Regions from separate parts of the Homo sapiens genome. Here region 1 is linked to region 2. Evidence: chromatin loops called from intact Hi-C (ENCODE). Cell type or tissue: Calu3. All regions are shown on one strand. Each heading gives the region's core, and the rest is flanking DNA. Links, peaks and the distances in the headings are about the cores only.

Region 1 (7,481 bases), core at 1,525-6,524, 260 kb before region 2:
AACAAATGGACAGCTAATAAAAGGCTCCCTGCTCCCAGGAACCCAGTTGGGTCGGCTATGCCCTCAGTTTTGCAGCACAGCATTTCACTGAAGCTTGGCACATGTTCTAGGGTGTCAGCTCCACCTCCAAAATATAATGCATCCAGTGTGAAATAAATATATCCCTGTAGCCAATAAGAATAAACTGCTCTTGGTGGTTTCTATTTTTATTTCATAGTTGTGTTACACCAAAAATCATGTTGTTTTAAAGATCTACTGAGTTGATTAGGACAGGAAAATAGTTAAGATGTTGTTGAAAATGAGGTAATTGTGAATAAATGTTGCCCACATTTACAAAAACACAAATTTATAAAACATATTTCCAGGCAGCTGCAATGTAACACTATGTTTTAAAATAAATATTAACGTTAAGCATGTAACTCAACAAATATCTCAAATGAAACTCTCTTACAGAAATATAATAAGATAGCAGAATATCTAAAATTTGAAGTACAATACCATCATTAGATAATGTGGCGTATTATATAAATTTTATTCCTTAGCAAATACTCTATCATTTGTTAGTTCGGTTAAGTAAGAAATTTTTAAGAATATGTTATTATAGGTATCTTTACTCTTGTATAAATAAACAACCTATAAAAAAGGTTTTAAATTACTATAAATTTGTTTTGATCTTGGGATATGTGTGTATACCTATGTGTATGGGGGTATACGTAAATACATATATAAAGCTAATATGTAAAAACCATATAGATTATTAGATTATTTCAATATAATTAATATTCATACTTTATGATGTAAAATGATGAAAACTTTTTTCTTGTACATTAGTTGATTAAGATCACATACTCAAATTTACAAAATAAGATTTGTTGATATTTAAAACAACAAATAATTACAGATAAACTTTTCCTTTGCGGAAAAAATTTATAATTAACTCCTCATCCTCTTCCCTAAGCATACCAGGATACTAAAACTTGCCTGAAATATTATTTGAGTCCACCAATTAAATAATTATGTGCAATTTTTACAATCTGACCAAACACAAATCAAAGCCCATACATATTTAGCAAACTTTATTATCTACATCATTCTTATGCCAGTGACTGTACTATGATTTAGTCTTAAAATCTTCATGAGAAAGAGGATATCTGAGCAAAAAAAAAAAAGTATATTTAAGAAGTAGGGAAAAAACTAGTTTTATGGGTCTTTTTACTTATTATAAAGTCATCTACATAAATAATCAAATAACGGTTTACTCACTTGTTTGAATATATAACTGTAATAATATAGGGAAAGAGGGAAAGTAGTTCAAGTATTAGACCATAAAGCAATTCAGACGTATTTAACTGATGGCAATAGAAAAAAATATTTAAAACATAGTATACTTCTAGGAATTAGGGCTTTTCTTTGAGATGAATATATCTTAATTTCATAAATGATGATCAAAGGTGGAATAAAACATTCATCAGGGTGAAGATTGTCAGCAATTTCTCTTAAGAATTTGGAATGATTTGAGTAAACAGGAAAAGGAATACAGAGATATTTAGGGGACAGTGATGGGCAATCAATGCAAATGTTTTACTTTATAGACTCAAACTATATAAGCAGCTCCTGCCAGTTTTTATAAAATCCTACATGTTAATTAAATGTGAGATTAGAACCATTTTTCCCATTTTAATTCTTACTCTAGAGGAAACACATATTATAGAGCCTTGTACTCACCTTTTGCAGATTTTACAAGTCCTGGGCACCTTGTCAGGGGCTACCCAAGGTTGCCTATGCCTTCAGCCAGGTGAGATTTTAAGAATTAACACTTTCTAAAATCACATACTCAGCTGATAGTTTATGTGGCCCTCATTTTCTCTGTTTCTATATATCTACCCTGTTCTTCCTACACTCCAATCTTTTTTCATATTTGTATTTATAATATATCTTTGGGGTATAATGTTGTTTGTCTATATGTCTGTATACACACAAGGGATTATCTGTATGCGTGCGTATAGGAAAATCGTCACTGAAAACCGCAGAGTTCACTTAATTGTGGGATTCATAATCCATTACTCAAAGCATCTTGACTATTTTCACTGAAACAAATGTGCTGATAAATAACTTTCCTGGAGAAAGAATGCCATTTAGGAACTTTGATCTCAGGAACTCACTTCAGAAGCATTTTACCTTTGCCAGCCCTTCACCCCATTTCTATCTCTGCTTCTAATACACTGGTTGCCTTCGGCTCCATGAATAAATAAATATATATAGGCCCTCTGGAGAAATGTTTGTGTACACCTTTAGCTAGTGTCCTGTGGAGTTTTTTAAGCCGGAGGGGATCAACTAATTGAATAGCAACGCATCTATTTTTTATAGAAAATATTTCTAACAATCTATAAGAACCTTCAGTTTTCTGTTCTAATACTAAATCCACTTCACCCTCAGCTCCTGTAAATTTCAAAGCCCATGTATTTTCTTCCAAAATTACTTAAATAGAAGGCTAGTATATTGTGAATTTTATCAATGTGAGAAAATATTTAAGAAGAGACTTAATGAGCCAATAGTGTGTTTTTCAATCATTTTATTACACAGCTTGCATATGAACTCTTGAGGTTTGAAGGTAATTACATTTTTTCCCAATAACATGATCCAAATATATGACTGCTGATCCTGAAAATACAATTTCAGTCCTAGGCAAATTAAAACAAATGGAAATAAATCAAAATCAACTCTTTGATTTTGAATAGGGAATCTACCTGTGAGGAGAACATCATAAATAACTGTTGCTGGATGATCAGCAGAGTGGTCCTTAGCAAACTGGTAAGAGAGGACACTCTGGTTAAAATTCCTAGCTTGCTTGCTTTCTTTCTTTCTTTCTTTCTTTCTTTCTTTCTTTCTTTCTTTCTTTCTTTCTTTCTGCTTACAAAATTACATACGAGATGAATTTAATTGAATCCTCATTTGGAAAATTAACCTAATTCTTCATTTAAGGATTATAGAGATCTTTACATTTTCTCATTTATTCCCAAACTTTGAGAACCTGTTTGATTACGATGATTTACTGTAACACTATTGAAACACACAAATGGCATTAATTTTCCAAAACTTTCTGTCTCCTCAAGGCACCCCGATAGCAGCGGAAGCTTTTCCAAGCAATTCCCTGGGGACATCTCAAGTTTTTTGCCTGAAGTGCAAACGAGTCATAACTATGAATCTTGGCAAAGTAACTTTGTTTCGACTCTTGGGGTTGTGGGGAACCCCTGTGTGTCCCTCTTTTCCCTCCCCCAACCCTTTCTTAAAATCTTGACATCCACTGGGAGGAAAAGTAGGTTAATTAGGCAGGAGTCTCTGGCTCGGCCCCCAACGGCGGTTTTCAGGTGGCTGAGAGACCCGCCGCCTTCCGAGCGCGAGTGATGAAAAGGGGAGGGAGGCCGCGCCGGGCGGGCCGGCCGCTCACAATGGAGCAATTATTTGTCTAAAGTTCCATCCTCTGCGGAGCTCCTTGCATAATTCAAACGTAATTAGGCAGACGGTGTTCCTTTTAAAGGCGTGACTTTGGGGGGTGGGAGGGATGCTTATTTACTTTGGGGCTTCTCTAGGATATCAGCTCCCGGTTGAGCTGAAAAATGATTACAGGCAGATTTGCACCATCTGCATGGAGAATTCAAAAAGTTTGTTCTCTTGCAAATCAAAACCTTTTCAACTTTTATCTCTCTTACCCGCTCCTTATCTGCAACCTGATGTCATAGACTCTCATTCAAAGACCGTTAGCTGAAAAAAAAAAAAAAAAAAAAAATCCTCCCGGGACTGTGCTCACGTGCCTAACAGTCCCAATGGTCGCCCTCGCCTTGATTTTTATTCCCCTCATTCAGCTACCATTATTTCCTGGTGGCCAGGACTAGGTCTGAGTCACGCCTTCTGCTCAGGTCTGGAGCTGGGTCGCAGAATCTCCGCCAATTTGGAGATTGGCCCTAAAAAGTCTCCATGCAGCGGGAAAGTTTGGGAGCAGAATCAAACTAAAAAAAGAAAAAACGAAACAAGCAAACAAACAAAAAAACAGCTTTGAGGTGAAGGGTTAGGCTTACCCGGTTGGGAGAAGGTTGGAGTGTTCTGTTTGTTTACCTATTTTATACGATTTTCTTATTTATATGGAGGTAGTGGAGGCGATGCCAGAGCGATGATCAAGAGAAGGGTTTAGAAATGGCACTATTAAGAAGATGCTTGTTTTTGCCTCAGTCAGCTACGGATGGAGCTCAAAAGGTTTCACTCAGCATCGTCCAAAATCGATTGTAAATACACACTCTAAATACATATACATATGTACCTCTAGATACATATTTAGCCTAGGACATATCACCTAATATACATTACACATCTGATATATTTATTGCCATACATTTGTATGTTCTTATAAATAGCATATACCACTTAATATTTATATATCATTTTATGTACTCTTTTAATACACAAAAATAAAATGAAAACTGTATCAACGTACTCCAAATACGGAGATACATATTAGTTATGGGAATATGTTAGGCGATGAATATTAAATTTTAGGATCTGCTTGGATGCTGAATTTCATGCCCTTTCACAAGTTGTTTAAAAGCTGTGGCCTCTCACCGGGAACCCAGCATATACATTCATCTCTTTCTTCCTTAAAAGCTCTAGCACTACCTGTTACTTCCAGAGCAATGGAAAAAAAGTTCTTGTTCAAACTATAGCCCCTAAGCCAATAGATGAAACTCGTAGTTTGGAGGAAGACTGCGACAGCTTAGGCCACCGGAAAATGACCCAGAAGTTCAACTTCTGCGCTCTCCGGGGAGGCTGGGTCAGAGCTCCAGCTCAAAAATGTCTTAAATCCGTTCGGGAAGATCATCTCGCACTGAGGCCATTTGACCTGGTGATACCAGGTTGTTAGTAACGCTTGATGTTTGGGGAGTTCGGCATATTTGACTCTCCCTGCGGCTCCTCCTCCTAGCCCACCCCCAGCCCCCAGATCTGGGCCCCTTGGAAACACTCTGGCCTCCGCAGAAAATTTTGAAGAAAATGCAAAGGGAGAACTAATATTGTTTTCCTATTATTCGATTTGCGTTCTCTGGGTTCTTAATTCCAGCCTTTCCTAGGTGCTATTCTGCGCCAAGAAGAGTTAGGTTTTGCCAAGCACTCCCACATCCAGGATTCTTGACCACACAGAGGGATTTAGAAAACAGAAAACTCGTTAATTTTGAGCGATTTTTTGGAAAAAAAGTTGGGTGGGAAGGGGACGGGTGCTGCACTAGGAAGAATCAAGAATGGACCGGCCTTGCCCCGATGCAATCGGCTTCCTAGGATGGGATGGGGGGTAGGGGATTGCATTTCTTTAACCCAGATCCACGTGCCTCCCCACCTGCCCCGGCGCTGGGCGGTTAATATTGTGCGAGTTCCTGAGCTGTACTGAGAACATATCCTAATGTCTATAGAAACTTGGTGGAAAGAATCTGATGAATGTGTCTAATTGGTTTTACTTGCCATCTATTCACAAGAAGTAAAGGTCCATCATTAGGCTTAATTGAGTTTTTTTTTTAAGTCGCTGCCTTTAATGATCATAGAAGCAGCTAAGTCCAACACCAGCATTTGCGTCATTTTAATTACCCTGTTTATTTGTTGCAGATATGGCAAAGTTATCCAATATTTCCCCACATCCCTTCCAACTAAAAGGGGAGCTCAGCAAGCTGGGCAGTCCCGCTTCCAACCCAGAGAGGGCGAGGGTAGCGCTTGGAATTTTGAGATTGGGCTGTCTGGCGCGGCTTCCAATTCCAGTCTTTTCCGCCAGGCGCGGCTCCAGTTTAGACCGCGGCGGTGGTCTAAATTCTTCGCCTAAGGAACCACCGCCTAAGGAACGATTTGCCATCGGATTTGTCCTCGGCAAATGTCTCACCAAGCTGTAGATGGATGAATGGATAGATACATGATAGGTAGATCGATCGATAGATAGTTAGAGAGGTAGACAGACGGATAGATCCCCGAAGCTTGCGGATAAATGTTCTGGAAAAAGCTGCTGAAAAGCTTCTACACAACCTTGTTTGGGGGACCATGGTCCCCAGGTAACCTGCCCACGGGATTCTACACTCACCGACACAAATAACGCTCTTGCCAAGTTCCCTCCCCAGCGGGCCAAAACCTGAGGCTCCCCCATTCATTCAAGAGTTTCTTTTTAATAAACTTACTGGTAGGTAGTTGGTTCATAGTTGCCCAACCCACTCCCTGCAGCAAATCACACACAAGAGCAAGCAGGCAATTAGAACCACTGTCAGAGTGCTTGAAAATCATCCATTCTTCACATTAATTAAGCTTTGACAACTGAAGTTTCTATGGATTGGGACCTCAAAACTTTCTCTCACTTGAATAGCAGGAACTTAGTAGCGTCTGCTACTCAAAATGTTAGCCCTCACTTCACCCTGGCTATTCTGTTGTTTTTTAAAAAAATTAAAAATAATTCGACCTCTTGAGCATTTTTGCACAGGGGGCAGGAGCTTGAGTTTTGAAACCTTTGTCAGAATCAATTCTCTTATTCAGGTGGGATCTGTGGATTTACTTTTTTCAGCAGCAACACCCTGATAGCATTTTAAATTTTTGGTATGATTTTTATCTCCCACCTTTCTAAATTTAGGAGTTCACTGCATAAGGCAAATCAGAGAGAAGCCACCTAAGCCAAATGACTGGTTTCATTCTTCAATGTTTGGCAGAGACTTGTAGATCAAAATGAAATCTTAAAAGTTTTTTTCTTTTTTCTTAAAAAAAGATAATAACAGAATTCATGCAAATGCCAAGAGGAGAGCAGCTAACAAATTATCTTCCAGAGCAAGGAGACAAGTGGCTATTTGGCAGGTGCCATTAGCCACAGCTCTGTACTTGGACACAGATCTGCACTGAAGCTGCTCAAGCTTGGCTCACTGAGGATGTGAAATGCCCTGTTGACTATGGGCTCAATGAGGGCCTAAATGGCCAGCCATAGGCAGCTGGTCCAAGCCTCCAACTTGGCTCCTTTAGCCATAATCCTGAGAACTGTGCCCCAAAACCCCTATGAAGTGGGAGCCACAGAGTCTGAAGCATGTATTTGGGCGAGGAAGGGTCTGGAAGGTGTAAAAGGTCTCACCTCAGGAGCCACTTCAGTACCCCATAGCCTGCTAGCTACTCTGTATTTAAATTTCAGCTTATCCACAGAACTCCAGGATGCAAAAGTCATTTCTCCCCAGTGAGTCCTGGCTCTGCGGTACAGGTTGAACTTGCTGGTCATTCTGAAAGAGTCTGAATCAGACAAAAGTAGCCTGAAACTCGGGCCTCACCTTCCCCACAGCCCCTTCACATTGCTTCCAGTGCGCTAACCTTGCTGGGAGGGGAATGTGGGAGTGGAGGTAAGAGCGGTGCGGGAGGAGAGAATCGGCAACGAGAGTGTTTGAATTGCAAGTTTCATCCTTAGGAGAAATACCAGAAGTAAAGAGCCTCCC
Region 2 (7,481 bases), core at 1,516-6,515:
GCAATAAACATTGCTTATTAATGAAACACATTGCTTAGCCTGTCAGGATGCTGTGATACTTTTCTGTAAATACTTTACATGTGGGTTTTCTTTCAAGTCAGTAGAAAAAAAATTGTAAAGAAACATGCAGAAACAATTGTGTAAGATTTTAAAAAGCAAGATTGCTTGGTGGTTCCGGGTATATGGTGGGGAGGGGTCCTACCTATTCCAAGGGAGGAATTTCCTCAAATTCGTGAGAGATTTTCCTAATTTTTGTTCACAATTCCTGGAAGAGATGACACTCCTTTGCCTTCAGACCAAGATAAACACATCATGTTGAAATATTAATTCCAAATAATCTATTGCTATAAAGGTGCGGACATTTTGTTATTTAATATTCAACCTCAAATATACCAGAGTATTAAGTAGAAATAAATAGTATTTTAAGGACTTGCATTCTATAATCTCTCAGTAGCAGAAGGGGATCTCTGTTGTAGGCTACTGTCAAAGGGCACTTAAAATAAGATTGAGAATGAAAAATGAAACCTAACACCAGTGTCTCTTCTGACTACTCTGCATAATCTAACGTACTTAAACTCTTCCTGCAAAACCCTGCTGCTTTTCTGTTGCTTGACATTCTGACCGTTTTTGAACCCTTGAACTCTGACAGAGAGGAGGGACTTGGAGAGGTTGTCATCTGATCTATGTTAGAAGGCAAAAGGAATAGCTTTCTCTCTAATAGCACTTCTTTCTGCCTAGCAGTTGGTGGGAGATTAAAACGATCTAGGTGGATAAGGCTGGTTAGAGGTCTGGGGACATCACTTTTTTGGGAGGGCTTGTCTGCATGTCAAAAACATAGGTAGGTCATTAGAAGTGGAATGTTTATTTTTTCCCCTCTTCTTTTCTGCCACACATTAATAACATTTTACTATTTATTCATTTTTATGATTTACTCCAAGTTTTGAAGAACGAATTCCTGCTATGCTACTGTCCAGCCAGGATCGTGGTTAGACACTGACATTCTGAATTCCAGCCATATTAATTGCTGGATAAAGGCTATAATCCCTCTCTCTTTGAAGCCCAAGGCTGATTTTTAGGCAACACTTCAAAAGCAGAGCACAACTGAAGAGGCATATTTCCTACCAGCACTGAATTACCATGATTGACTCAGCTTGCTTTAGACATGGGCCTTACATATTTGGATATCCAGCAAAACAGTTAGATTTTTGATATTAGAGCGTGAAAGAAAATACCTTTTGTGATCCAAAAGCTGATCTATTACTCTTTGGGAGATATTTAGATGGCTGTTTAAACTACTTTAAAAATAGAAACACCTAAGTCATTCTTTTTTCTAATAGAAAACATCATGCTTGAAAGTTGTCTCTCTCTCTCCTTTCTCTTTCATATTATGGCACAAATAATATGAAGCCATCAGTCTGAGTCCACTATGATTAACGACAAAAGCCTATGTAAATAAGATTTTCAAACATTCTCAAATTATTATAACCCTTAGAGATCCTTTTAAAAATACTTTTAAAATCAGCCATTGAACATTTATATCCAACACTCGTAATGCCATTGTAACCAGCATTTTAAAATAAGGAAGTGTGATGTATAAATATCCTTCAAAAGACTAGACAAAAATGATAACCACTAAGAACATAAAAACAAACCCCCAACCAAAAAATGACTGAAGTAAATGAAAATTTATGACCAACATGGAACTTTATATTAGTGTCTTTTTCACTTACAGCGTGTTTATCTCCGAATCTGTACTGTAAGGACTTTCTCATATAGGATTTGCCAAGTATGCTTAGTGGGCTATGTTTGAGAAAGATTAACAGTATTTCACATCAAAGGAGGACCCTGCTGCATGGTCTTACGAGATTGTCATTCACTCCCATTATGGCTCATTTGCACAAGATTTTCATGTAATATGAGCCATTGTTTTGATGGCAGTGATTTGACATAAAGACAGGGCCGAACTGCATCTCAGCCTCCTAGTCAGTCAGGCTGGGGGGTATCTTGGTCCCAAAGAACTTGCCAAACATAAAAGGCAACTGTTACTCAGTTATGGATTGGCCCCACCCCCCTCAACTCTACTCCCTTGTTTTTAAGGTGGAAAACTTCTTGAACGTGCATGGATACCATAAAAATTAGACAATGCCTGCTTGTGCAAGATTAGATACAGTTTAACCAGACAAAGTTTCAGATATCCTATTTAAAATTGCAAGTTATGAGCTATTTTAAAGAGCTGCTTTTTCTTTTTGTGCTTTCTGCCATACTTATTTTGATTTTAAAATAATTTGAAGTGGTGAAAAGTAATGCCTGAGCTACATTCAAAACTTTTCCACAAGCAATATTTGTGTTTTTTTTCTGGTGAGTTAGTTTCATGGCTATGCATAGAATACGTATTTACATACACTAGTCACTAACATTCTCTCCCTCTTTCTTTCTGCAAGCTAGATTAAAAAGAAAAAGAGATGCTATTGATGCTTCCGCAGTGCCTAATAATGTAAATAGAAAAGAAATATTCAATCAATAATCTGGATGATTCTAAATGTGATTTTTATTTAACTAGATTTTATTTAACTAAAGAGACAATTTTCTTATTAAGTCTATTCAGTATATATATAGACTTTAATATAATAAACTTAATAAGATACTTTACAATATTTATAAAATATATTTAGATGTATTAAATATATAAGTAACATGAAAAGAAACATTTTGAAATGGTTTATTCAAAGTATTAAATTAAATGTGAAGAATTAAGAATGAAAACTACCTTAGAATACAATCAATGTTTAGTGCCTGGTTTGAATTTTCTAAACTAGTGTGTTTAAAATCTGTAATTGTAACTCTTCTACAGCATGTACTATTAGTAGCAAGGTACTGGTTAGTTTTATGTAACATTTGTTCCATGCATTTAGATACAATGATGCATCCAAATATTTAAATTTTTGAAATTCATTTTGTAAACTATACCAATATCTTACCTAAATTTTGTGTTTAGAACAAGAATGACTATAATTTTGGGGGGGTGTTGACTCATTTTTAAGCTCTTTACAGCAACCATAAAACAAACAAAAGTCATAAAACAAAAGTGAACTCAGGTGATTTCGTGATACTTGAGAAAATATTTACAAGTGATTAATATTTACTCACATAACATTTTGTAAAAATATGAGCAAATATAAATTTTTAGTCTAAAATTATTGACCCCATTCAACCTCAAGAAATTAATGACAGAAATATAATTAGGATAACATTTTATATTTAAAAACTGCATTAAAATTTAGCATACAGAAACTAGCATGCTCAGTAAGATATTTTTAAAATATATATTTTCTTAGAAAAATAATGAACAAAATAAACATAAAAACTAAGAATGAGATAAGCAATCAGAATATTTCCTGCAAATTTTTAGTTTGAAAAATTTTAACATACAAAAAAAGTTGAAATACAGTACAGTAAACATTCGCTTGTTCTCCACTCAAAATCAACATTTTTTTGCTACATTAAGTTTATCTTTTCCCTAAATCGCTTGAAAGTAGTGACACTCCTAAATTTTGCAGCACGCATCTCCTATGCACAAGGCTATTCTTCTACATAACTACAATAAGAGAAAAATTGAAATACTTCTGTAAAATCTGGTTATCATAATATTTAAAATTAATTATAGATTAATTAGAGCTCAGGGATAATTAAAAATGCATAAATCTTTAATGGCAAATGCAATTTTACTGATCTATATAAACACTTTTTCAATTACTTTAAATTTATATTCAGACAACACATTGATACTTCCATTGGAGTTTATAGATACATTTTGAAAACAAATACTAAATTATTAGCTAAATGTATTTTCCTTTATGAAACGCTTTCAAAATACATGAACAATAGCGCCCTCTACATTTGGATAGCAAATCATGAAAAAGATTTTACTAGTTGAGAAAAGGAGCATTTAACAGTAATCACTGTGGGTTTGGGGACAAATTATGTGATTGCAATACATTACAAAATTACATGGCAATCTCTCACATGAGTTTACAGTATTTTAAACCATTGATTTAGTATAGAAAATCAAACTCTGGAACCTCAATATTGTACCATGTAGCAAAACACTGACAAAAATAATAGTCAAGAGGAAATAGAAGGCTCTCTAGGAAAATATAAACCTACTTAAAAATAAATTTAATTATATTATTTAATAAATTTTCAGAAATCAGTTATAAGTAGTTAAAATTGTGTTATTTTCCTTCCTTGCTTATATAAACAGAACCTTATGATGTTTTCAAATTCAGAGGTGCTCCAAGTCTTTTAAAAATGCTATTTTCCAGTATCTACCTATTGAAGAAAATACAGACTTAGAATCTAACCTTTAATATGCTTTCATAAAATGAAATAAAATTAATTGGTAATTTTAAGTTCTTTTGAAAATTCTTTTTCCGATTAATTCATAATAAAGTTTATAAAATTACAGACATATAGAATATAATATTATATATAAATCCTCATGTCTGTCACTAATTAGCAAAACCATCCCCTAAACATTTAGTACATCATCCTGCAAACAATTCAGAGAAAAATATGTGCATATTTAATAAGTTAAAAAAATAGATTTTTGTATCATAAAACAAAATTATAAATATATATTTGTGTTTCCTTTTTCCAACTATAAACACTTTATTTTATGGCACCTGAATTTTTATTTGTCTATAGTCAACTTCGTAAAAAAGATGTACCTAATGTCAATAAAATCAATTCCACGTATTTGCATTTGGAAGGTTTTGTTTTCTGTTTAATTTTGTTTTTTCAGTGCAATTTTTTCACTTAAGATAAATATGCTTATTTAAAGAAGTAATATTTTGCTTAAATATATTCTTTTAAATACATTTGATACTGTGTCACTATTAAGCTTCAAGGACAACGTAAATGCTGTAACCTAAAATAAAAACTTTTTAGTAAATTATTTGTGAGCTGTCAGTGGTTAAAGAGCAGATTAAAGTAGTTAAAAACTGGAAACATGTTCTGTTATTCCTGCTGAATTTAATGCAAGAGTCTCAATGTCTAAGATACTGCATTTTAAATAAAAGGCAATAAAACAAAAGTTAAAAACGAATAAGTGACAAACATATTTTATTTTTAAATAGTCAACAATTAAAATATCTGAAATGAATTAAATTCCTGCAAACTATTTTGTCTATGTTAAGTTACAGGAAAGCTGCACAATAAAAAAGCTTGTGAGGAAAAAAAAAGGAATGCTCTTTGAAATTATCCTTTTAGTCTTTTCCTTGGCTTACAGTGCCATGAAAAATCCTAGAACATGCTCTAAAATTCTAAAGACAAAATGCCAGTGACTCTGGGGATCATCTTGTTCATTTTAAGAGCAAATTAAAACAGTGAAAGAATGGTGCAAATAATTGTTTCATATGTTCTTTGCTTGTGACTGCTGTAATCATCGGGCCTGATTTACAAATGTAGACTTGAAGGTTTCTCAGCTTCCTGCAGGGTAGAAGACTGTTACTTTGGCACTCGCCCTCTCGCCCTTGTAATCACCACTCAAAACTGTGCCCTGGTACTTCCAATTCCCAGTCTCTTGATTGAACACCTCATTCTGTGCTAACAAGGTGTCCAAGGTATTTGAACAGGGGCTCCAGTCGGAAAATTGTTAATGGTTTTGCTCATTAAGAGTTCCTGCACTAGTTTTGGTAATTTGATAACTGTCTAAATTGCAAGTTGATTTTCCCCCCTTCAGCTTTAAGGATGCTAAATTTAAGACAGCAACAGTAATAGCTGAGTTTCAAAATTGACAAGGGAAGTTGAATACTGTCTGTGTTATTATGCAATAGTTTCCACAGGATTAATAAAATTATCTTGAACGTCTAGGTTTATTTTCCATTTATTTTCAAGATTTTATTGAATATAAAAAATTTTCATAGGGTGCACCTATGAAATAGCTAAGATTTCCTGAAAGTTTAAGGGACAAAAAGAAGCAACAACAATGATTTGTTTCAAAATGTGAGAAACAATAGAGCTATGACAGTATTTTAAAATACTTTACATTAAAATAAAATCAATTAATTCTATTTTTGACACAACATGATTTCTACAAATATGTAAGTATGTCTAAAAACACATATAGCCTTATTTATTTTTAAAACATATAAATAATGTTGGTTTACTTTACTATTAGAATGACTTTTCATGGTCATTAATTATAAAGTCCATTTTTATTCATATAGAAAATTTTAATAGATATATATTTTTGCTGAACAGTTTATTTAAAGAATAATTGCAAATGTGGTCTGAAAGCTTAAAATTGGCTTTTGGAAATAATAGATGTAAAAATTCTGAGAACATTTTTCATGAGTTAAATGCATTTGCCTCTATTGAAATGCCTTAACAATGCCAAATTATTTTATTATAGAATCCATTTCTTTATATTTCTATACTCTATAAAAGATATATTCCCTTAGTGGAATTAAGAAAGCCAAATTAAGAAAAAATCAATATTTATTGATTCTTTGGTTCAGTTTAAGACCTGTGATCTACTTTATCAATTCAGATTTTAAAGGGAGAATATTTCTAAAAAGAATTTTTCTTACTACCTATTTCCTTTTTTCTTAATCACGAAAGGCTATTACTAAGTTTGGCAGCAACATCTCCAGGGATTTCTTTTAAATTGTTTTTAGTGATTTGGACAGTTGCCATTTTCTCAGAGATGAAAATGTGGGAGAGGAGATTCAGCTGAGGATGGAAGTTTCTCCCTATATGGAGCAAAGGGCTGTTTTAAAGTGATTTATGTGGCAGTTTTCTTCTGTGTCACCATTATGTCCCTGCTGCCTGAGTGTGACAACGTGGTGCTGGCTAACATTTTGGTAATAATTTATTGGGATGAGATTTTTTTGGGGGCCTGAAGTTCAGCCTGCAATCATTTTAACACTCTGCTAAAAGGCTTAAGTTCTCTCCAGGCTTATTTATTTTTCACTTTGGAGCTGTGCACTCACACAAAAACCTGCCTACATAAATCTGCAACTTTTCTTTTTGAATTGAAAGTTGAATGCAGACCATGACTTGTGCATATAAAAAAATGCAGAAATAATGCCCCCCTACTGTGTAAGTATTTTTGTTTTTCATGAATCAAGCCCAAAGTTATTTAAATTAATTCTAGCCTCATCAGCGTAATAGAATATCATTTTTTGGCTTCTTAAAAATACTGATGCATGGATGTATTTTTACTGGTTATTTGATCAAATTTCTCATACATCTTAAAATTATATAACACAAAGAAAAAAACTGATGGCTATAGTTTCATGCTAACAGACTTTAATCAATCAACATTAAAGTATAATTTTTGATGGTTATAAATCATTATATTTTATTATATTTTTGAAAACACAGAAAACAAAGAATTTATAAGGTTTTTTTGTGTGTGTTTACACTGAAAGCTCTGCAATTGATTAATCAATCGGGGACTCCTTGAAATTTTACTCTTT

What was found. Hi-C counts contacts between places; a loop is a spot of excess contacts. Peaks named below come from ENCODE experiments on the same cell type or tissue, not always from the same donor. Only the 100,000 strongest peaks of a DNase experiment are listed, where the experiment ranks them.
Region 1: it touches region 2 in a loop (2.0-fold over the local background); 6 of 110 quality-filtered maps call a loop at or near these places.

The regions. Positions count from the first base shown.
Region 1 is chr3:147,351,428-147,358,908 of GRCh38, forward strand. No RefSeq gene overlaps it. Among named protein-coding and RNA genes, the nearest start is that of ZIC4-AS1, 32 kb to the right of the region's middle. In Calu3, for the core only: no CTCF peak of the experiment used is centred there; a DNase peak (open chromatin) is centred at 3,434.
Region 2 is chr3:147,613,327-147,620,807 of GRCh38, forward strand. No RefSeq gene overlaps it. Among named protein-coding and RNA genes, the nearest start is that of ZIC1, 210 kb to the left of the region's middle. RefSeq lists a silencer at 560-609. In Calu3, for the core only: a CTCF peak has its summit at 3,893; no DNase peak of the experiment used is centred there.